3 separate regions of the Mus musculus genome follow, and regions 2 and 3 are each linked to region 1. A link is a loop called in an ENCODE intact Hi-C map of the cell type or tissue named here. Cell type or tissue: heart. All regions are shown on one strand.

Region 1 (8,000 bases):
TGCCCAAGTGTCCACAGTTTTCCACCAAGACTCCAACAACCCGAGCAGCACTAAGCCAACTGCCCACCGACCCGCGTGCACACACCGCCTCTGCCCACGCACCACGGTGCCCTGCACACTCACCTCCTTGGCCACCGACTTCTGCAACCTGCCTCTCTGCTCCAGCTGCAAAGAGAGGAAGGAGAGGAGTGAAGACCTGGGGGAAGGCCCAGCCTTCCGCCACACCCACACTAGCCCTCGCCCTCCAGACTCACCACATCCTCCTTCAAGCGCCCGGCCACCTGATCCTCCTCGAATGCACGGGCTTCAGCCTTCTCCTCCTCTGTGCAGGACAGAACGGTCCACATGATCCCAGGCTGCAGTGCCCTTCCCTCCTCCATCCCAAGCATCCATCCCAACTCAACAGTGCTAATCTTATAGGAAGCTCCTGGTGCCTCCACGGTCAATGCCTGCCTTTGTTTAGACTTGAGCTTGGCTTCGTAAAGGTCTAGTCTGGCCCAGAGCGTACTGGCCCATTAGAGACCTTAGCCACCCTCTGCAAGGTACCCAACACCAGCAGCACTAGTGACAATGGGGACCTACGTGACTGACACATCAGGTGCCTGGGGTTGCAACAGGGGCAGCAGGCAGGCTCTGCGGGAGACCCTGGCCTTCATCAAGCCCCTGGCTCACCTTGCTGCCTGAGTTGTTCAAGGTAGAGTTTGGCCAAGCGTAGCTTCTTTTCCTGTGCGGTCTCTTCCAGCTCTTCCTCCTCCTCTTCCTCTGTTTTCCTTGGAGCCAAGCTGTGGGGAGAAGGGATGGGGTCTAAAGGGATGGCCCCCTCATCTGGCCACTAGAACTGTGCTTCCTCGAGGCCAGCCTTGCCCATGCCAACCCTCAGGGCCAGCGACACATGCATGTGACCTCACGACTGGAAGGTCCCACTCAGTGTCCAACACAAGGTCATCAAAACAGCCAGCTCCCCCCAACACCAGGAAATGATCACATCTCAACAAGGGAAAGAGAAGATTCCACAAGCTTCTATGAGAAGCCAGGTTGTACACAAAAGATCAGAAGTCAAAGGTGGCAGGCCTGCAGACTTAGCTTAGCGGCGGACTAAACAAGAATCCTTGAGGCCCTGGCTCAACAGCCAGTCCAGGGAAGAGGGGAGGAGGGAAGGGGAAGAAGAGGAGGTGAAGAGGAGGTACCAGGATTTATGGTGACAAATGAAGACATTGCCCTGGGTATGGCTCAGTGACAGAGCGAGGTCCTGAACTCAGTCACCATGCTCTAGAAAACCGCACTGTCAAGCCAGGCACGGTGGCACACCTAAAATCCTAGAATTTGGAAGGCGAAGACAAGGAGACTGCCACAAGTTCAAGGTCAGCCTGAGCTAGAATAAGACAATCTCTACAAGTCCCAGCTAAGAAGACATGGTCAGGTACATAGTAACAGAGAACTGGTCCTGTCCTTCTACTGAGCTTCCCAAGCTAAGGGACAAAGGCACAAGGCACAGGGCGCTGCAAACAGGGAACCCAGCATGCAGAACAGAGAACGCAGATGCCAGGATGACAACCACTCCAAGACACAGACATATTGGGGTACCCTAGGCTTGCTGCCCTGCACCCTCCTTGTACCCCGAGGACTAGGTTCCAAGTGAATCCTAAGTAGTACTGACTAAACCACGTGTGATGGAATTTCTTGCTGTCCCTTCTAGGCCCCAGTGTCCGTGAGCCAGCTCAGGACACTCCCTTCACTCACAGACAGGTCCAGCTTAGACCTGTTTCTGGGAGCTTAGGTAGGTGTTTCGAACTCTCAGCCAGCAGACCAAGACAGCTGCACCCCTAATCACAAGCCTGCAGACATCCCATCAGCTACCTGCTGTCGCCCAGCACCCTGCCCAGGACTTCCTCCAGAAGGGACTTTAAAACCCATCAGGAATAGCAGTGTCCTGGGGCATGTCCCAGCACTTGAGGGCAGAGGCAGGCAGGTCTCTCTGAGTTTGAGGCCAGCTTGGTCTACATAGCGAGTTCCAGGGCAGCCAGAGTTACAAAGTCCCTGCCTAAAAGAACAGAACAAAAAACCATGTCTCAGGAAAGTCAAGGCCAGACCTTGGCCCAGAGTTATGTCCTTTCTGAGTGCATCCAAACCAATCAGTCTCTTACTTCAGGGCCCACACACAGAAAAGCAGACTAGAGTTAGAGGTGTGGCGGCTCAGCAGGTAAAGACACTTGATGCTGAGACCTTATAAACGGCATTTAGCAATTCTGCTTTTTTGTTTTGTTTTGTTTTGTTTCCCAAGACATATTTTCGCCACGTAGCCCAGGCTGGCCTCAAACTCACAGATCTGTCTGCCTCTGCCTCCTAGGTACTGAGGAATTAAAGGTGTGCGCCACCACGCCCAGCACCACTTTTTGTTTAAAAAAAAAATCCCTTTTGAAAGAAAAGCTGTTTCAACCCTGAATTTAAGGTGTGTACGCATTTATTTTTACTTTCACCCAAGTTAGATCAGCAGAAGAAAACTGAGTGGTGCTTCTGTAGTTATCACATTTATTTCGTGACACAAGTTAAAAGACTTAAGAGGTGGTAAAGAATGGGCTGGAAAAAAATGGCTCATCGGCTAAGAACTCCTGCTGTTCTTACAGCGACCCTGGGTTCAGTCCCAGCACCCCTCAGGTGGCTCGCTCGCAACCCCCTGATGTGACAGTTCCAGGGGCTCCAATGTCCTCGGTCTCCCATGGGCATCAGCATGTACACACACACACATAAATAAATAAATAAATAAATAAATAAATACCCAAAGTGTTTAGCACAGGTCCTGGAGGCAGAAGCAGGCAATGTCTTTGAGGTTAAGGCCAGCCTGATCTATACAGGTTGTTCCAGGACAGCCATGGCTACGTGGAAAAACCTTGCCAAAAAAAAAAAAAAAAAGCTGAGCAAATTAAGGCACCACATATTCACTTTTAGAAGCAGAACTGATAGCCAGGTCTGTAATCCTGGCACTCGGGAGGCAGAAGCAGGCAGATCTCTTAAGTTCACGGCTACCCTGGCCTGTACCTATCACCTGCCGGTTTATCCTTTCTTCCTTCCACCCTGGCACACTAATACCCCAGATTTGTCTCTGGTCCCTGAACCTCTTCCCTACCGCTCCAGGACACTCCTCGTCTCTCCAGGCTCAACTTTTTAAAAGGCTTCTTCTGTTCTCACAACACATGTCTCCAAGATACACACCTGCAGACACTGACACGGCCTCTCTCCACTTGCCTGCTCACCCGTGTTCGCAACAGTGAAACAAGACCCTAATGTTAGGAAGGCTACATATGTGACAGTACAAAGCTGAAGCCTAGGATCATTCGAACCCAGGAGATCAAGGCCACCTTGGGCAAAACAACAGAGACCTCATCTCAAAAAGGTGCCCAAGGACACCAGTCGTTGTGGTACTGTGTGAAGATGGAATTAAGAACAGGAGGATGTGTTCTGTACCGTTCTCTCCTTGCCTCTCAATCAATCCAGACCTGTGCCTGCCTCCATGTCATAAAGCGAAAAAAGGTCCCAAGCTCTCCCTCCCACAGGAGCCCAGCGTCTTCCCCATAGACACATCAGAGATAAACGACGATATCTCACTGCCGGAAACTGGAGGGTAGACCCAGGATCTCGAGCCAAACACCCAGCTCTGTTGCCAGTCGCACTGAGTCTTCTAGTCACCACGAGCCTCCGTTTATCCTTCCTCCCGGTAAAAACTCACCTCTCGCTCTCAGAATCGCTGGAAATCTCTTCATTCATTTTGCCGCCACCCTTGGACTTGCCCCTGTCCGCAGCAGAGTCTACCTGGAAATCAAACGATCCTCTCTTGGTCACGAGGCCCAGGACTGAGAGAGGCAAGTAGCACCTGGCCCTGGCCAAGTAGAAGGTTTCCCAGGATTTGGTGGATAGAAGAAAAGAGATGTAGGCTTCCTTCTGACGGAGCCCTTGGCAAAGATACTTGCCCCGATGGGGGCCCTGGGATGGAACGATGGCTCTCCCAGGAGCTAGATCGGTCGCGCCCAAGAGTACACCATGCTCACCTTTCGCCGCCGCTTGCCGGCCACCGGAGCCGCCCCGGGCCCGGGAGCTGGCTTTGCCCGCTTACGAGTTGCCACGGCGGTCGACATACTGTTCAAGGTGCCGCTACCCCGAAGAACTCACATGGCTGCTAAACCCCAGCCGCATGGCAAGACCCGGAGCCCTGATAGGTTCCCACGGCGCAGCGGGCCCCACCTTCCGCAGCTCCATTGGGCCCTTGAGAAGATCCTGCCACGCCCCCAAACGTCTATTGGACCGACGCAGCTGGACACGCCTTCAAGAGCTCCTATAGGCTCCGGCGCCAGCCTGGAGTAGGAAGCAAGTCTCTCTTGCGATTTCCGGCCTGGGCCTGTGGCGCTTGCGCTCTGCTAACGCCTGACTAGCAGGGAGGGGTGGGGCCAGGAGGGCATGCGGTGCTTGCGTCTTATGGCCACAAGGTGGAGCCAGAGGTGCGGGGTTCTGTGATTTTTCCGCTGGAACAGCGATTGAAGCTAATACAACCAGACTCTAAAACTTAAGGAATGGAATTCAGGCAGCTCTGGAGAGGAGACAGCATCCGAACCCAGAGCCAAAATCACCGGGCAAATAATGGATATATGCTGTATGTGCCTAGTCAAAGCTGCATGAGGGGCCAGTCAGTCCGAGCGGCTTTGGATACGTCTACATTACTGTCATTTCATCTCTGGGACTGGCCACCAACCTCAGCCTACCCAGCCTCTGACTCACCCCACTAGCGGCCAAAAGCTGGAATTCTACACCACCCCCAAGCTCTTTCCCCTCCTCACGTGATTGCTGGGAAATCCCTACCAAAAACTAGCTGAAGGCTCACGAAGGGTCGCTAGATGGGATCCCAGACTTGGAACTTGTTTCTTAGGAGGCACATTCAGCATTCCTGATACCGGGCTGGATAACAGCCACCTCTTCCAGGGTCCTGTTTCATTTGGGTGAGTGTCCTTTGGCCCTGCCCTAGAGTCCTCTGCAGGGCAGGGAAGGGTGAGGTTAAAGTGGCTCTTGCTCTCTCTGGCACTTGAAAGCCTGAAACTTTGGCTGGCACCCCAGAACTCAGGACTGTTAGCAAAAGGCTACACCACTTGGTCCTAAGCTCTAGAGAGGTAGATCCAGCTGCAGAAGGGCAACTTATAGGGTCCTTCCCCTGTAGCTCAGATGATTCAGCCCAGCAACCTAGCCAGATGACTGACAGGAGGAGGAAATGTTCTAGAAGGGGAAGGGCCCCAGCGTGGGTGGGGTGAGCCGGCTTTCACTTTTTCTGCTGCCTCGGGGAACACCTCGAGCCAACTGCTTCCTAACTCCAGGGTGGGCAGAACTGACGGGCTCTAAGCTTCTGCATCTCTGAGGTACAAAGTGCAGGTTTGGAGATGGGGATATGTAAACCAAGGAGTAGGAGGCCAGCCTCCTAAAGGGCAAATCTGAACGCTCCCTACCTCTTGCCCCAGGAGAACCATGGCTCCAAAACGAAAGGCCTCTGTGCAGACTGAGGGCTCCAAGAAGCGGCGACAAGGGACAGAGGAGGAGGACAGCTTCCGGTCCACTGCCGAGGCTCTCAGAGCAGCACCTGCTGATAATCGGGTCATCCGTGTGGACCCCTCATGTCCATTCAGCCGGAACCCCGGGATACAGGTGAGCTGAAGCCATGTTCAGACCGCAGCCTTTTTGTTTGTTTGTTTTTGTTTGCTTGTTTTGTTGTGTTGTTGTTTTTCAAGACAGGGTTTCTCTGTATGGCCCTGGCTGTCCTGGAACTCATTTTGTAGACCAGGCTGGCCTCTGGCCTCGAATTCAGAAATCCGCCTGTCTCTGTCTCCCAAGTGCTGGGATTAAAGGCGTGGGCCACCACCGCCTGGCAGACCACAGCCTTCTTTCTCCTCCTTGGGTTCTCTGTTCTAGCCAGGGATTGCGTACCTGTCTTCTGAAGACTGCCAAGGTGGGCTGTTATTCCATTGGGTCAAGGTGTACCATGTCTGACCATCAGACACTAGGGTGCATCACACTCAAGGAAGGGGCCTGACTCAATTTCCCCCGGGACCCTCTTCCGTGTTCCCTCAAACTGAGCCCTCAGGGCAGAGCCAGGTCTTTTTTCAGATTCCCCCACCCAGGAAGCAGCTGCATCCTCTCCAAATTCCCAAGCCCACAGCAGGGCTTCATCACATCCAGTCAGACTGTGACCCTGCCCCCCAAGGGCAGAGACACCCAAGTGCCAAAGACAAGGCCCCCCCCATGATGTTCCCTGGTGTACACACCCAGCCCACGCCCCACGGACTCACCCTACACAGGTCCACGAGGACTATGACTGTACCCTGAACCAGACCAACATCGGCAACAACAACAACAAGTTCTATATTATCCAACTGCTGGAGGAGGGTAGTCGCTTCTTCTGCTGGAATCGCTGGGGCCGCGTGGTGAGCGAGCCATCGCCCGGGCTGCCCTCCCCCATCCCCCCTCCCCCCCTTGGGCATCCAAAGAGCTGGCTTCGTCTGCAGCTGTTTGGAGGGCCCAGCCCAGAGACCAGCAAATCTTGCTGGTGGACACACCCCTGAAAGTTGTCCCTTGCAGGGAGAGGTGGGCCAGAGCAAGATGAACCACTTCACCTGCCTGGAAGATGCAAAGAAGGACTTTAAGAAGAAATTTTGGGAGAAGACTAAAAACAAATGGGAGGAGCGGGACCGTTTTGTGGCCCAGCCCAACAAGTACACACTTATAGAAGTCCAGGGAGAAGCAGAGAGCCAAGAGGCTGTAGTGAAGGTGATGGGGCAGCAGGGGGCAGCAGGGGGTAGAGGGGAGGGACTGCCTGCCAGCCCATCCTCCAGTCCCATCCTCCCTCTCTGGTCTCAGCCGAGGCCCTGCTCCCTGTGTGGGCATTCTGCCTAATGGCTGCTGCCCGAGCAGGCCTTATCTCCCCAGGTGTACAGCGGCCCTGTGAGGACCGTGGTCAAGCCCTGCTCCCTAGACCCTGCCACCCAGAACCTTATCACCAACATCTTCAGCAAAGAGATGTTCAAGAATGCAATGACCCTCATGAACCTGGGTGAGGAGGAGCTCTCTGCAGGGTGGCAGCTACCCCTGACCCCCACCCCCACCCCCACCCCCACCCCTGATCTCAGGGGCTACAGGGCTCAGCTCGTCCCTTCATCCCCCAGATGTGAAGAAGATGCCCTTGGGAAAGCTGACCAAGCAGCAGATTGCCCGTGGCTTCGAGGCCTTGGAAGCTCTAGAGGAGGCCATGAAAAACCCCACAGGGGATGGCCAGAGCCTGGAAGAGCTCTCCTCCTGCTTCTACACTGTCATCCCACACAACTTCGGCCGCAGCCGACCCCCGCCCATCAACTCCCCTGATGTGCTTCAGGCCAAGAAGGACATGCTGCTGGTGAGGGCTGGCCAGCCCAGAGAATACCAGGCAGCCTGGGCAAAGAGGAGAGGGGCACATGGCCACGTGGTCCAGAGGGACAGGCTGAGAGCCAAGAGAGGAGAGAGCTGGACAGAGAGATGGGGAGGAGATGGAATAGGCAGTGGGGTGTCTGTCACATGGGAGGGGCTGGGGCAGAAGTGGAAGCCCACAGGGCAGACAAGGTCCAGTGCCCGTTATCTTAGGTGCTAGCGGACATCGAGTTGGCGCAGACCTTGCAGGCAGCCCCTGGGGAGGAGGAGGAGAAAGTGGAAGAGGTGCCACACCCACTGGATCGAGACTACCAGCTCCTCAGGTGCCAGCTTCAACTGCTGGACTCCGGGGAGTCCGAGTACAAGGTGAACTCTGAACACCTGCCCTGGAGGTACCCTGGGAGCCCCTGGCTTGCAGCATTCCCTCCCATGTGCCCTGACCCAAGGAGCGCTCTGGAGCAGGAAGACCACAAGGACACTAGTCCACAAGTCTCCCACCTTTGGCCACTGGCCTTTCTTCTCCACAGGCAATACAGACCTACCTGAAACAGACTGGCAACAGCTACAGG
Region 2 (8,000 bases), 130 kb after region 1:
GCTGCTTTGTGAGAAACTGCCCCTGTGCTTTGGGTCCCCCTCACATGGTCACACAACAGTTTGGGCTGGAGCCTTCAAGTGCCTGTCTTGAGCAAATCGTTAGGAAGATGAGGTTAATGACAGGGAGCTGGGATGAGGGTGAGGGTGACTCACCGTGTACTTGCTTGCTCAGCGGGCTGGGTTTCCGGGATTCTGGGTAATCACAAACATCCACCCCGAAGCCTGTGCTGGCCTCCCTGTGACAGAGGAGGTGGCAGCTTTGGAATTTTTACCTCTTCACACTCCCAACTTCCTTCTTACCCCTGGAGATGGCTCCCGGTGGCAGGAGCTCTTGGACTAGGAAAATGAAGGCCACCTAGAATTTGAGCCAGAAAGACCCTGGAACCAAGTCCCCTGTCCCCACTGACACGAAGAGCCAAGTGCCAGGAAAGAGACCTGGCTGTCAGGGAAAGACAGGCATATGTTGTCCACACTCAGTTCGGCGTGTTTTATGGAGGCCAAGAAATAGGAGAGGACTTTTCAAGACCACAGAGCCAGGGCCTGTGACATGGATGAGGAACAACATCTCAACTGAGCTGCTGCGCTGCCCCTGCCCCAGATGCCCACTACCAGGAAGAAATCCAAAGATTTCAGGACAGAAGGCAGGAAACAGAGAGAGAGAGAGAGAGAGAGAGAGTTCCTGTGGAGACTATGAAATGGCCACAGGCCTTTGGGGACCTTGGAACCCACCTGTTAGGTGCCCCTGGGGGCAGTACTCAAAGATGAGGACAGATGGGCTTGCCATGTGTGCTGGCTAGTCTGGGTCAACTTAGGGTCATTTGGGAATGGGGGAGCCTCAACTGAGACGATGGTTCTATCATATTGGCCTACCTACCTGTAGGCAAGTCTGGGGTGCATTTTCTTGACTAATGATTGATGTGGGAAGGCCCAGCCCCACTCTGGTGCCACCCCTCAGCTAGTGGTCTTGGTTTCTATAGAAACGCTGGTTGAGCCATGGAGAGTGGGGGCAGTGTTTCTCCATGGCCTGCCTCCTCTTCAGTTTCTGCTTCCAGGCTCCTGCTTGGGTTCCTGCCCTGACTTCCCGTAGGGATGGACTGAGATCCGGCCGTGTCAGTCAAGTCAGCCTTTTCTTCCCCCAAGTTGCTCTGGGTCAGGAGTGGAAGCAAACTAGGAAACCACGGACTGCGATCAGGCTTGGCAACTCCTTCCTGGCACGGCGCTTATCAAAGCCCACCTGGCCTGCCACCATTGCTTCTCTGACAAGAAGTGCGGGTCCAAGCCCTGGAACCTGGAGAAGCTGGCCGTGGCAACTTAGGGGGACAGAGGGATAAGGACAGAGCACACTGGGGGTGCGAGCTATGGTTTGCCTTTCTGGGAGCTCAGTCATTCAATCCAAGATTTGGAGCATTAGTCAGGGTTTCTATTCCTGTGCAAACATGACCAAAAGCAAGCTGGGGAGGAAAGGGTTTATTCAGCTTACACTTCCATACTGCTGTTCATCACCAAAGGAAGTCGGGACTGGAACTCAAGCAGGTCAGGAAGCTGATGCAGAGGCCATGGAGGGATATTACTTCCTGGCTTGCTTCCCCTGGCTTGCTCAGCTTGCTTGCTTTCTTATAGAACCCAAGACTACCAGGCCAGAGATGGTCCCACCCACCATGGGCCTTCCCACTCTTGATCACTAATTGAGAAAATGCCTTACAGCTGGATCTCATGGAGGCATTTCCTCAAGGGAGGCTCCTTTCTCTGTGATAACTCCAGCTGTGTCAAGTTGATACACAAAACCAGCCAGTACAAAGCCTCTGGCTAAACTTCCAGAGGGGATGCTTTTGTGCCTGGCAGCAGAAGGGAGGGGGGAGGGTCAGCGCGGCTATCAGTAGAGTTGATAGGATCATTTGGGGAGATAAATACTGCAAGCAAGGCCCCGTTATATGACCTCCAACCTTGCAGGGTCCCGGAAGTCCACCCAGGGCCCTGTGTTGGCCCTTTCAGGCAGCCTAGGGTTTCTTCACAAGGGTAGGAGATGGCAGAGTAGCTGGTCAGCGCAAGAGAACTCTAGAACCCCACCCCAAACAGGCAGGTTCTGAGTTGGGTCTCATGATTGGTAGGGGGAAAAAAATCCTTTTGGGAGATCTTGGTCCTAAATGAGCTTTAGCCCTTTGTAAATCTGCCCTGGGCGTGGAAGTTACGATCTCCGCACATTCCAAGAACGATGTGAGGAGGCTGGGACCCCTGAGGTCCCTCCCTGGCAGCTCTGCTGAGGGAGGTGTGTGAGCTGCAGAGGCTCCTCCTGAGGGTAGCCCTCTTACCTTCTCACAGCGTCGACAGAAGAGCTTCAGGAAGGGAAGGTTTATTTGGTTCACAGTTGTCACAGTAGGGGCAGCCCGGGCTTGCAGCAGCCGGTTACTACCAACCCCCAGCCAGGAGGCAGAGAAGGATGGGGGGATGCTCTGTTCCCACTCCCACTTGTGTTTTGAGACCGGGTCTCACTGTGAGACCAGGCCCAAACTCAGAGATCCGCCTGCCTCTGCCTACTGGGTGCTGGAATTAAAGGCGTATGCTCCCATGTGGGCCTAGCTACACTCTGCCTGCCTCCACCAAAAGAGCCCATGCTGGGTGGCGGAGGCAGCATGGGAGGGGATGACAAGGTTGGCCACACAAGCAGTGCCCTTTGGGCTGGCTGCCAGCTAAGGCTCATGGGATGGGGTGCTTGTCTCCCGAGGCAGCTTCCCTGCCAGAGGCCACTGGGCTCCTTACACCGCAGCTTCTCAGGGCATCCTGGGAGCCCCCGGGTCTTCCCCACCTGCTGTCCCTGACAATAGGCTCTGCCATCTAGTGGGACTGGATGGAGCAACAGGTTCCCTTGAGCTAGTAGTCTGCACTGGGCGGGACAGCACCTGGAGGAACAGGGTCATTACTTCAAAACTCTATCAATCAGAGCCTCAGATTGGTTAGACCACAGTATTAAGGGGTACAGCTTGGGGTGGGTAGGACCAAGGTCTGACCCTGGAATTCAGCTTTCCAAACCTAATGGAAGCTGGAGGAGGCAACCTCCCACACTACGGTTTATCAGAAATCAACACAGATTGGCCCTCTTGCCAGCCTGAAGTCTTAAGACATTCAGGCTCTGCTTCTCCTGGAAGCTGCAAGGGCTGGCTTTATTACCTACTGGTACTGACAGCTTCTGAGAAGTTCCAGCACTGAGACCCACCTTGGTGCCAGGCAGTAAGCTAGGCGGGTAAGGACCTCCCTGATTGGTTAAGCCCCAAGATGCTCAAGGCTGAAGGCACAAGCAACTCAGACATGGAACGCGCTCACTGTGGCTTTCCCAGTCCAGATGTGGAGGAAGAGGCCCCTGGAAGCCCTCATGAATGAATGGAAACAGAATGCCCGGGGTTTCCACATCCCTATGGAAGCCAGTTAAGAGGCTGTGGGTAGTACACAGGGCCTTTGGCTATCCTTGCAAACAAGGGTATCCTTGGTCTCTGAGCACTCCACTTCCTGCCACTGCTGTGACTCTCCCTTTAGGGACCTTGGGATGGGAGGGCTGAGTGGGTCTTACCCAGAACAAGCCATTCCTGCACAAGATCAGGCAAAGCAGTCTGCATTTTCAGATTCCTTTACTCTCATGCTATAGAAAGGAGGAAGCCATGGGTCTTGGTGAATATATGTGGTGACAGGAATTAAGGGCATTGCAAAGGCTCTACCTATCCCATCCAGCTTGTCCTGAACAAACCTAACCCGGGTGGGTCCCCTGGGGGGCTTTGGGCAGGGGGAGGGGTCAAATGGAAAGAAATTCTTGGCTCGTCTAAGGAAAGAGAAGTCAACTTAGAAACCAGTCGGGAGGCTGAAGGTGAGGTAAATGAAGACCTAGCAAGGGGAGAGAGAGAGAGGAGTGAGAAGAGAGAGAGGAGAGGGAGGGAGGGAGAGAGAGAAGAGAGAGAGAGGAGAGAGAGAAAGAAAGAGAGAGAAGAGAGAGGAGAGGGAGGGAGAGAGAGGAGAGAGGAGAGAGAGAGAGAGAGAGAGAAAGAGAGAGAGAGAGAGAGAGAGAGGAAAGACCACCATCTTAGGATTCTGAGTTTGTTAAACTGCATGTGGCCCTGCCTTCTGGGTCTCCAGTCTCCTTTTTGTGTGGCTCTGCCCACTGGGAGCGTCCCATTGTCAGATGGAGAGGCTCCAGGTACAGACAGCACTTGCAGGGGTGGGGAGGAGGGCACCCAATCCCAGACTGGGTAAGATGTGGCTCTCTCAGGTGGGATCCCTTTATTTATTTACTCAAGTCCCCATACAAATCCCTGGCCTGCTGTCCCCCCAATCACTGAGCTCCTGATCCTTGCTCCCCTCATCACGGTGGCGTTCTCTGCATGATTAGCTGCTGGTTCTCCAGGCACTGCTTCAGCCTGTCTTCTGTTAGTGTCAGTCGCTGTTCCAGAATGGACACTGTCTGCAAAAGAAAAGGTATCAGGCTCAGGATGGAAAGCCTGCCTCGCTGCCCTAGGAGTCAGTATAAGCCACTTCAGCCTGGTACCCAAATACCAGGTGCCTCGCTTCCCGCCAGTGGGCTATGCTTGGCCTTTCATGCCCTCTGCGCCCGTCTCTGGAGTTTGTGGGCAGCAAGAGAGAAGACAGAGGACAGATCTCATAGCCTCCAGTCGTTTCCCCAAGACAGCCATGGTCTAAGGAATCCTGAGCCCTAGTCTGGTACTCCTGCCCAGGACAGAGGCCTCCCTCCATGCTAAGGGCACTTCTTCGGAGGCTGGCAGGAAAAAGCTGGGAAGTCAGTCCTCACCTCACCAGCCCAAGCCCAGAGGGTGGGGGCTCTACTTGTGTGGGTCCTATGAGGAGAGAGTGAGACAGTGCCACCTGGGGGTGAGGACTAGGGTGATCACTGGCAAGTGACAATGCCTCATGGAACCACTTCCACACACCCAGGGTACCTAAGGCTATGTGTACTTCATGGACCAATATCAGTCTTGCAGACAGGGCTCCCACAAAAGCTGTGGAAATCTGTCTACCTCCCCTGGCTTTGGGCAGCTGTACACTTGGCAGAGAGCTGTCCCTCTGCGTCTCACCTACCCTACCAGGCTGAGCTGACCGGTCATCTAATTTCCATCACTGAGGGTTGCTGAGTGCCTACTGCACTCGTGAAGACACGGTCCCTGCACGGAGCGCAGCAAGCTTGGCTCCCACTGTCACTGGAGTGAAAGGCCAGGGAACGTTTCTCAACAGAGATCATCTCATTCCCTGAGGCTCCACGAGGGCTTGAGATTCATCCAGCAGAAAGGAGTTTTTCATATACTTAAGAAAACAGACATTTGGAGAAAGAGTTTCCCCTTCAATGCAGCAGCTATAAATTCTCACAGCATCCTGTGTGGATGTCAGCTGTCATAGAGGGTGCTCCATCTGATGGCTGGCCTCTTCTGCATGAGCTGGCCAGGGATGGGAGGACTCTGTACTCTAGATCATAGGACAGAACCTGAAAAATCACTGCCTGTAGAACAGGAACTGGACCCCCGAGGCAGAGCTAAGCTCAAAGAACTCCTCACATCTTCAAGTTGGCCAGCCAAGGACGGAGAAACGGAGGAACGGGTCTGCATCTCGTAAAAGCGGCAGTGGAAACAGCCCCTGGCTGGCCCAAGCAGCATTCCTGCGAGTTTCCATTGGCTGCTGTCAAACTCTCAAACTGCCAGAATCAGTCTCCTTCCAGACCCTTTCCGACAGACAGTCGGGACTCAAGGCCACAGTGGGGGAGCAGGACTGATGGCATTTCCTTTTCTGCCTTCTTTTTCTTTTTTCTTCCCCCTTTAAACTTTTAATAGGAACCCAATTTCCAAACGCAGAGACTGTGGATCTAAAAAACAAGATTTGCTGGGCCAATGGCAGTACTGGGGCCTCTCCTTGGTTCCATAGGAGGGAGGCCCATACTTTAGCCCAGCAGGGATGTGGTCCTTACATGTGTCCATATTAGATTAAATGGAATAATGGAGGGTGGCAGGCCCACTGGGGACACGTTTGCGTACAGTTCTGAAGGGGACTCCTTGCTTTGAAGCCTCACTGTATGTACGTCAGACCTCAAACTTGTGGCAATCCTCCTGCCTCAACCCTTGCAGTGCTGGGATGAGAGACAAGAACACCATGTCTGGCAAGGGATGCTTCATAGTGTGCCCCTCATACTTGCACTCCCCTCCCCACTACCATTCTCAGGCTTCCCTCCCTGCCAGGTCAGCTTGATGAGTCGAGACATCTTTGCATCTGGGCCACACTTTCTCTGTCTGCTCTGCCCGAGTCGGGTGGCAGTCACCACCAGGAATAACTAACTATACAGTTCCAGATACGTTGCTGGGCTTGGGCAGGAGGGGCTTTCTAGGTACCGGTGCATTAGATGCTCTCTGGCGTTCTTTGTTTGATAGTTTCCCCCTCAATGGATCCCATTCCAATAAAACACGTGCATTCATTTTCACTAAGAACAAGGGTTCCCATGACAGAACTGGGCCCTGGGAACCACGTCTTCACTTCCACTGCGGTATCTGTGTGAGACTGTAACCCACTTTAATTCGAATTGTGTATCTTTCCAGAAAAATTCTAGATTTTTTTCTTCTTCTTTTTCCTTTGTTTTGGGACAAGGTCTACTGTAGCCTAGACTGGCCTTGAACTCTATGAAGTTGAGTATGGCCTTGAACTTTTCCTGCCTCTTCTTCCTAGTGCTACCATCATGAGCTACCATCATGCCTGATTAATACCCAGTTAGGTGCTGGGCATCAAATTTAGGGCTTTGTGCACACTAGATATATGACTACCAACTCATCCCCAGTGCGTGATGCTGTTTTCTTCCCCAAAGGAGAGGATTTTCCCAGCAGTGGACAGGCCCACCAGGATCTCACACACACACTTAGCCTGGTGATATAACTAAGCAAGCCCCTGGCCGGGGTCTACACAGGTCACAGCACTGGAATGGTTGGGAGAGGCTGCTGCCACTTTGCCAGGACCCAGAGGAGGAAGGACAAAACATCTGGGGGATCATGGTGGACATCTGGGACTTCCTTGATAAGGACTAACCCTAGCCACTTCATATGGCCTTTTCATAGTGGGACTTTTACCTGTAGGAGCACATGTCTACACCAGTGTCAGGGACTCAGGGCTTGGTAAGCATGTATTGCATCAGTGTCCAGAGGACGCTGACTGACTGCGCAGTGCCTTTCAGGGGAGCCTGGTCACACAGACGGCTAGCTGCTCACCTCATTTCAACCCCATGGGAGTCTCCTGTCACTGAGGGTCTGATCTGTCTGAGCTGGGACACAAGGCCATCCCTGTCCCTCAGGATGTGAATGGGACCTTAATAAAAGTAAACCCATGGGGGCTGGAGAGATGACTCAGAGGTTAAAAGCACTGACTGCTCTTTCAGAGGGCATGAGTTCAATTCCTAGCAACCTATGTGGTGGCTCACAGCCATCTGTAATGGGATCCGATGCCCTTCCCTGGAGTGTCTGAAGACAGCTACCATGTACTCACATACATAAATCAATCTTTTTTTTTTTAAAGTACACCTGCAATATTGGTACACCACACTCCATAGCCTACCTGCCTTGACGTTCTTTAGTACAAAGGTGGATAAGACCTGGCCTTCCAGTCCCTCAGATGGAAGTGTGTCAGACCAAGTTGCAGGTGCCCGGGGGCAGAACATCTATCACAACTTCCAGCCCCAAGTTCTAAGCATGCACAGCCCAAAGAGAAGGTGGAGGCCTCCAGAGCTCCTGACTCCGCCAGCTGGCCGGCTGGCCTTGTCACACAGCTGGTAACACCGAGACACACTTTCTCCATTGCCAGCTTCCTCTCCCCAAACCTCAGGCAAATGGTCTTTAATTTGCCTAAACACCTAGGTTTGGAATTTTCACAGAAGCCATAAAAGGAAAAAAAAATGTTGGGTTGGTGAGATGGCTCCTCAGGTAAGCCACAAGACTGCCATTCTGAGTGTGATCCTTAGAATCCACGGGTGAAGGAAA
Region 3 (8,000 bases), 170 kb after region 1:
TAAGGGGCAAAGGGTATCAGAGCGGCAGCACAGTTACTTCTCCATGACTTGAGAGTAAGCCATCCTGCCACCCACAGGCCCCTCATTAGGCATTGCCTCTGAGTCAGATAGCCTCTGGGCAGGAAGGGCAATACACAGCCAATCTGAAGGAAATCCAGCTGCTAAAGGTGAAGAGTCTTTTCTTATTGTTTACCAATATCTCTAGGAGAGTCTGAAATCTGATAGGCCAAACAGCATTCCTACAAAATGGTCTAAGAGCTGAGAGCTCTGGTCCACATCTTCTGGTGGGAATCCAAACCTGACCCAAGTGAACAGAACCCTTGCGCAGGCTCCTAGAGCAGCCTACCTCAGTTCCCACAGCCTCACCCCACGCCTCCCAACCTCTTTCTCTCTGGGCTCCTCTGAAAAGAGGAGGTTTTGTAGTGATTCTCAATGGTGACACTGACAACAGCTGAAGACATTTCTGGTCGTCACAACTGGGAAGCAGGATGCTATTGGCATATATCAGGTAAGGCCAGGGATGCTAAAGACATCATGGTGCATGGGACTGCACTCAAAGAATATCTGCCCCAAATGCAGATTGCAACCTAGAGTTACTGGAAGGATGGGATGTGGGCAGAGATGAGGCGTGGAAGCTTGTCAGACCTGGTTCACAGGACAGAGCAGAGTGCCTGAACTCCCCTGAGGAGCCAAGCTCTCTGGCCATGTGGGGACCTAAGTGCCAGGGAAGAAGGGAACTCACTGCCCAGCTCCCTTCCTACCTCAGGAGAGAACCTAGCCATCACAGTTTTGAAAAAACTTACTGTTTCCAGCATAGGAGAATGAAAAACTTGTGGCGGTGGATGCCGACGGCTTACTAAGACTGACACTGACACATGGTTAAAACGGTCAATTTATATATATATACACACATATGTATATATGTATATTATGTGTGTGTGTATATATATACACATACATACATACATATATATATATACATATATATATAAGAATGAATGAGAGATCTCCATATATACCCCTACAATAAAACCGAGCAGAACAATACCCTGGGCTGCCTTCTTTTTCCCCCCCCCGAGAAACCAACCCCTCAGGCAGCATTAGGTGTGTGTGTTGGGGGGAGGGGGGCTGTCTAGAAGGCACACCTGTTCTCTCAAGGCTCTAGAAGGGATTTAAGACAAAGAACAAGAAGTTCCTATCTCAACCAAGAATAACGCTAAGATTACTGTGTCACTTTAGGTGCCTTCAAGACACACCTGTGAGTACTCTGAACCCCTGAAGAAATGGCGGCTTGGGAAGATGGGGTGCTTGCCCAGGACTACCCAGCAGGGTTCAGAGGCAGCTCCATGACACCAGAACTCATATCCTGTCCCCTGTTGAGTCCCATGTAGGGCTGCCTATTGGTGAGACTATAGCAATAGTCCTGATATGGGCCTCAAAGCAGATTGGGGACAACTGGCTACCTTGAGTCCTGTTGAGCCCTTCACTTCCAGTTCTCCATTCTGTCATGCTGGCTTCCTCTACCCACGTGACTACACCCTAGACTCTCAGGCCCTGAAGCTCTGGGAAACAAGGCGGGTGTGTTCCCCGTTCTGAGTGGGGCTGAGGGACAACAGGCAGTTTGTCCAAGTTAGTTTCCTAATAACTATAACAAAAAAAAAATACAGGCAATCTCACTAGTCATCAAAACTACAATGAGATTCCACCCCAGTCCTGTCAGAATTGACAATAAGAAACAAACAACAAATGTTGGCAAGGATGGAGACAAAATGTCCACTTGTACTTCCCTGGTGGAAATGTAAGCGAGCAGCCACTGTGGAACTCAGAGTGGAGGCTTCTTAAACGACTAAAAGCAGATCTACTGTGTGGCCCAGCTCTGCCACTCCAAGTCCGCATAGCCCAGAGACACCTGCAGCCTTACTCACAACAGCTAAATTACAAAAAGAACAAAGCTATGTTGTTTGCAGGCAAATTGGTGCAATCAGAGTTGTCTGGATTAAATAAATCAAGGCAGTCTCAGAAAGGCCAATCCCAAATGTTTTCTCTCCTTTGCGGTTCTTATATTTACTATAAATTCATAAACTGTGTATATACATATAACATGAAAGTACAAGTTAAACTGTAGGGGCAAAGATAGTGACCAAGAGTGGGAGGAAGAGAGTGGAGAGGGCAGGGGGCAGGAGAAATACGCTCAATGCTTGCATGAAACTCTTTTTAATAATAATAAAATAGTAGTAATGTCAATTTTTCTTCCTCCTGATGCTAACCATCCCCCTGAGGCAGACAGCAGTAGCTTCCTAGGATGAGAACAGCTGTCAAGCAGCCCCTGCCACCAGCAGCCACCTGCATGATTACTTAGCCTTGCTCAGAGGACAGCATGGTTCCAGCTCAGAGTCTCACCTGAGAACTAGGGCAAGAACCGCCCACTCGCTCTGCAGGCAGTGAGCGCATGGAAAGGCCCAGCAGTGCTGGTCTCCCTGTAAGTGCCCAACAGTCAGGGAGCTGCAGGATAGAGGGCAGGATCCACACAGGACCCCAGCCTCACCATTCAAAGTGCTTTCTAGGCAGAAAAGGGATCGGCAGCAAGGAGAACACTGGGGCGACCCAGAGAGCCCCAAACAGCCCATAGCTCAAACACGGAACAGAAACAAAGCCTCCAGCCATGGTGGCTAGTCAAGGGAGAGATCCTTGGGGAGAAGACTGTAGGCACAATGTGGGCTACTCCAGAGGCAGTTCTAGTGCAGACTGGGCATGTGGTAGGAGAGATTCAGCCACTGCAAGCCCAGGACAGACCAGGAGGCTTCCTGGTTCTATTCTGAGTTCCAGCCTTGACTTGCTGGGGGTTTGGGCGAGCCGCTTCCTGTTGCTCAGGCCAGCTTCCTCCTGCCCAGGAGGCCACAGTGCTTCTCTGGCCCAGGGGGAAGAGAGGGTACATAGTCCATGGCCACAGAAGCTTAAAGCCTTGGGGTTTCAACCAAAGTTGAAATAAGTGATAGGTTTATCTAATGAGCCTTTATCAGCTATCATTTTTCACCCAGTTATTTATTTTACAAAATTAAAGATTCTTTTTACTCAGGAATACTGAATGTCCTTTTACCAACAAAGGTACTAAAAATGGTTGTGGCTAATGAACTTCCTCTCCATGGTTTAAGGGGAAAAAGAAAAAAGAAGTGAGACTAACCAAACCAGGGTCTTTCCCATCCGCCCGTCCCAGCTGAGCCCTCTAGGAACCATGTACGTGGGTCCTGTGATCGAAGGAAGGCCTGGCATGGGACAGGTCCTTGTGTGCCTTGGCCTACTCCAGCAGCAGCGCATGCCATGACAGTACCCCCACCAAAAGGGCCAGCATCCTGTACCCTAAAATTGTTCTGCTGCCTTTATGTCTCCTTTGTTCATTCTGGGTTGGCACCAAGGCTCAAAGTGTTATTTGGTAGACCATACCAGGGTTCCTTTCTCGTGACAGAGAAGCCTCCAGGCCCCCTCATCTCCAAGCCTTGTGCTGATCACTGTGACTATCTCAGAGTCACATGGCTCAAGACCTAACTGCCAAACCACTTACCAGAGTTCCAGAAGAGCTGGTTAGGGGTGGGGGCCTCCGTGCCTTCATGTCTCCATAATCAACAATGTCAAAGTTACTCTTCCAGACCATCACCTGCCAAGAGCAACAGGCAGAGGTGAGAGAGGTAATTGAATTAACCCCAAAGTTCTCAGCAGTAGTGGCTCCCACCTGATAATGCCAATTCAACTCTGGGCCCTGCCCCATATCCCTGATGAGGAGTCTCTGGGGACATTTGGCACCAGGATGGGGTATCACCATGTAGCACGATTAGATCTTAGCACCTGTTTGTCCCTCTACCCAAGTGCCATAGACGTCTCAATGTCAGAATCACTATTAAATCCCTTTGTTTCCTTTCCTTGTTTATCATGTCGACCTGGAAAGGAAGGCTTGAGGGTAGTGGCTTGCCCATGACACTCTGTGAAGTCATGAAGTCATGAAGATAAACTCCAGACCACACTATTGGACAAATGGCCTGACTCCAGCCCCTTACTGTGAGGCCTTAGGAGAGGGATTCAGCATTTGTCTTGTGCCCTCTTCTGTGAAAAGATCCCAGCTCCCACCTCCCAGAGCTGCTAGGAGGCTCACAGGACACAATGGGACACAGTCACTGGCATCATGGAATGGACAGTAACACACTTATTATTTTAAGCCCAATAAGTTTAACAATAAGAAAAAAACCACTCTTAGCCAGGTATGGTAGCATCTGCACTGGAGGCGAAAGCAGGCAAATCTCTGTGTTCAAGGCCAAGTTGGTCTCCACAGACCACCCAGCACTAAAGAGTGAGATCCCACGTCAACGTAGCTACACAGACAGACAGACAGACAGACAGACAGATAAGTTTGATTCCAACATAGCTACTATAACCTCTGTAACTCTAGTACCAGGGGATCCGACGGCCTCTTCTGGCCTTCACAGGCACTGCATAAATATGATACACAGGCACACATAGAGGCAAGGAACACCTATTCTCATTTCTAAAAGAAAGCTAAAGATACAAAAATAAATGTCAAAAAAAGTCTCAAATAAATAACTAACCACACTGTCTTCCAAAAGAGGATAATGCCTAAAAGCATATCACAAAGGCTGGGAGAGTCACCCTGCCAGGAAGCAAGAGCACTCCCTAGTGGTGGCTAGAAGCCATGGCAGCCGGGCGCTGCTGGCTTCTCTTTAGGGAGGGTGGCTCGGCCATCAGAGGAGGAATCAGGCAACAGTGGTGTCACACAAGAGCCACCACTCTATCACTCTAGAAGATGTGACATGTAGATGCCACCCCACTGGGACACAGCAATGCACATGACTCCTCCAGAGGCTCCTCACAGTTACCCACCACTGTTCATACCTCCCAGAGAGATGGGCATACAGATGGGTACCTCATCTGCCATTTTACAAACTGAATGTTGGCATACACATGCCACATGGACAAGATCCTTACATAACTGTGGAGACCTAACATTACCAACAACAGAGTGGCCAGCACGAAGGTAGACATAACACCAATGTCACCCCAGAAAAACAAGAACAAACTGTAAAAAGGTGAGGAATTGGCAGCCTCGCTGTCTGAGGAAAACCACAGCCAGCTTCTTGTGTCGGTGACTCTGTTTTACCCTGGCTTTTAGCATGCACATCTACTACCCAGTCAACTCGAGCGTCCGCCATACAGCTCTGCTTGTAAACTCACTGGAGGCTCGAGGCTTTCCATGGCCTTCCTCCTCTTTGGCTGATAGCTAAGACCTAGTGATGGAGTGGGAAGATACAAGCTGGCTCTTATGTAGGCTGTGGACAAAGAGCCTTTAGTTAACCTCTGCTTTACTGGAAAATCAATACATTTTACTGTAGCTGGGACTTACGGAAGGCCAACAGGACTTGTCTAGGCTGAGCACCCAGAGGATGAACATCCTCGGCAGCCCACCAGATCAAGCGTGTTGGTGGCCACTACTCTTTCCTCCACTGTGCTCGGACAAAGGGGCCTGTGTATGCTCTGGGAGACTGTTGACGGGTGCATCCCTCAGTGCTCCACACCTTTCCTGGGCCAGGCTCTGAGCTAGGCACCAAGGTCAGCGTACTTCCCTCCCCCAGCAGATAAGCCCGTGTGGTATTTAGCAGTCTGGGCAAAGAGGCACAGGAGTGACAGGATGAAGCCTCAGTGCAACTGGTGATGAGGTGGACAGGACTTCCTCTCTTCAGCTAAGGATACAGAAAACGCTGACCCTTTAGATGGGCAGTGAGCTGGGAAGGAAAAGGCAGCAGAGAATGGAGCAGAGGCTCCTGGGATAGGAGGCCCAGCAGTCAGATGGGCTTAGGGCCCATGCTGCCCTGCCACCAGCTAGGACTGTTTTCTCATCTATAAGAATAAAATAGGAAGACTCGCCCCACAGGACTCAGGAGAACTAAATGAGCTATGAAATCCTTGCCACACTGACGATATTACCAGATCTGCAGTAAGTAACCAGTAGTTCTTCACTGTTTATGCAATCAGGAAAAAAAAAAAACCTGAAAATCTAACTTTTTCACTATGATAATTAGTTCAAAGTCCTTCCAACCCATTCCAGTCTGACACACTTCCATGAGGTCACCCCCGAGGGAGCCTTGCTGGGAAGCAGCCAACACCTGGGCCCTGGGGGCCCCACCCACACTCCATCAGTTGCTGAAAGCCTCCAGCCTCCTATGGGGTTCGGATTCCTTAGGCCATTCTTTCTTACCTGCTCATCGGAGCCTCCAGAAGCGAAATACTCCCCCGTTCTTGAAAAGGCAACGGTGGTAGCAGGCCCCTAGCAGAACAAAGAGCAAAGGTCAGCAGGACATAGTGGCACACCAGTGATCCCAGTGCCGGGAGGTGGAGGTGGGGAGATCAGCAATTCCAGGCCAGCCTGGGGTACATGAGACCCTAACTCAATATATACCCTAAAACCCTCCCAAAAGGTCACTCTGAGTCTAACTGCACAGTTCCTGAGTGGCAGTGGCAGTGGGACAAAGGCCTGGGCACTCGTTCAGCACACGATCCTCCTCAGCCTCTGTCCCAGAAGCCTGCATGTGTTCAGGGACAAGAAGCACAGCTTGGGCCTCAGCCTCCAAACATCTCACTAGAGGCTAGGCTATGGGGTCAAGGGCAGGCAGAGGGGAGAGCGGGACACCCACCCTGGCAGTCTGGCCTGGCTGGCATCGTTTCCATAGCTTCCCCTGTGAGATTCACAGCTGAGATCAGCACTCACCTCTCTGGTGTAAGCCTAACACTGCCCTGCTGCAGCCCAGAGAAATGGGAGCCCCAAGGAGGAGCCAGTGGCTCGAATGAACAAGGCAAAGTCAGGGGTATGAACAACAAGAAGGGGGCTGAAGAGGGAAACCCTGAAGGTGCCTGGGTAGTGGACCAAATGACACCAATGTCTCTGCAATGCACATGCATTTTCCTTAAGTTTGGGCCTAACATTGGGTGATGTGCTGCTCTGGCTTCCTAGGGACTGACGGTCAGAGCGACCATCTAAAGGGGAGTGGCAAGTACATACTCAGCAGCACTCTCCGACAAGCACGCCCAGGTTGGGTTGAAGGGAGGAGCATCACGTTCTAATAGAGAAAGACCATTCCTCCCCATATGCCTGGAATCCATTCCAGAAAGATAAGCCAAGCAAGGAGCTGGTCACAGCCGCAGACGCAACCTTTACACGTCAACCTCCAGCGTCACATTTCCCATGGCAAGTGCCTGGCATGCTGCAGGCAAAACCAGGTCAAAGGTCGTCTCCTACATCTGTCACAAAGGTCATCTCAGCTCCTCTAGACCACCAGAGTGTAACAAGAATTGCCCACGCCGGGCAGTGGTGGCGCACTCTTTTAATCCCAGCACTTGGGAGGCAGGGGCAGGAGGTGGATTTCTGAGTTTGAGGCTAGCCTGGTCTACAGAGTGAGTTCCAGGACGGTCAAGGCTACACAGAGAAAAGACCTGCCCACAGCAGAGACCTTTAGCAGCATAGTCTGGGCTAGAGACTAGGGGAAGCTAGGGAGACTCCCTGCAGTCAGCATAGCTTAGGTTGGGAAGAGACCTCACAGCCATGAGCAGCTTCTCCTCGCCCAGGAGACAGGCAGGTTGAGCAGAGACAAGAGGGTACATGCCTGCTCACACTTCCATTTCTAGTTCTTTCTCTCAGAGGTGTTCAGAATGGAGTGAGAGACAGAAAGAGTCCCACATCAGCTAGCGATGGCTCAGAGCTCTGCACCTGCACTAACCCATCTCATCCCCAGAGGACGGTGTGTGCCTTTGCTACTGCAAGCTGGGGGAAACAAAGCCCAAGTGGATACAATACAAAGCCAACACCTACCTGTCACCCCCCTCTCCACACAAGTGGAGCCACAGGCTCCGGTGTACCCTATCCCTGGCAGCCCCAGGAATTCTAAGCTACGGTCAACTAAGATAACACAGACCCACTTTTACTGATAGGGAACACTGCCCAC

Evidence for each region. Peaks named below come from ENCODE experiments on the same cell type or tissue, not always from the same donor. Only the 100,000 strongest peaks of a DNase experiment are listed, where the experiment ranks them.
Region 2: it touches region 1 in a loop (6-fold over the local background); 3 of 42 quality-filtered maps call a loop at or near these places.
Region 3: it touches region 1 in a loop (8-fold over the local background); 9 of 42 quality-filtered maps call a loop at or near these places.

What each region holds. Positions count from the first base shown.
Region 1 is chr9:106,473,478-106,481,477 of GRCm38, reverse strand. Parp3 (poly (ADP-ribose) polymerase family, member 3) reads left to right here and starts at 4,529. Exons shown (of 11, transcript NM_145619.3): 1 at 4,529-4,985; 2 at 5,496-5,679; 3 at 6,330-6,455; 4 at 6,610-6,798; 5 at 6,958-7,081; 6 at 7,194-7,420; 7 at 7,645-7,797; 8 at 7,959-8,000. The coding sequence starts at 5,503. Rrp9 (RRP9, small subunit (SSU) processome component, homolog (yeast)) reads right to left here and starts at 4,169. Exons shown (of 15, transcript NM_145620.4): 1 at 4,044-4,169; 2 at 3,725-3,807; 3 at 673-782; 4 at 255-322; 5 at 124-165. The coding sequence starts at 4,130. In heart, CTCF peaks have their summits at 4,467 (motif pointing right) and 6,792 (motif pointing right); DNase peaks (open chromatin) are centred at 4,249, 4,817, 5,017, 6,827 and 4 weaker places; H3K4me3 peaks cover 3,017 bases; H3K27ac peaks cover 3,575 bases.
Region 2 is chr9:106,346,126-106,354,125 of GRCm38, reverse strand. It overlaps Poc1a (POC1 centriolar protein A), which reads right to left. Exons shown (of 11, transcript NM_027354.2): 11 at 4,235-4,444. The coding sequence ends at 4,346. Among named protein-coding and RNA genes, the nearest start is that of Dusp7, 19 kb to the left of the region's middle. RefSeq lists an enhancer at 1-22. In heart, CTCF peaks have their summits at 2,842 (motif pointing left) and 4,872 (motif pointing left); DNase peaks (open chromatin) are centred at 175, 2,695 and 4,875; H3K27ac peaks cover 4,376 bases.
Region 3 is chr9:106,303,593-106,311,592 of GRCm38, reverse strand. It overlaps Poc1a (POC1 centriolar protein A), which reads right to left. Exons shown (of 11, transcript NM_027354.2): 8 at 6,260-6,328; 9 at 3,560-3,652. Among named protein-coding and RNA genes, the nearest start is that of Poc1a, 27 kb to the right of the region's middle. In heart, a CTCF peak has its summit at 4,673; DNase peaks (open chromatin) are centred at 1,552, 2,822, 3,242 and 4,702; H3K27ac peaks cover 2,073 bases.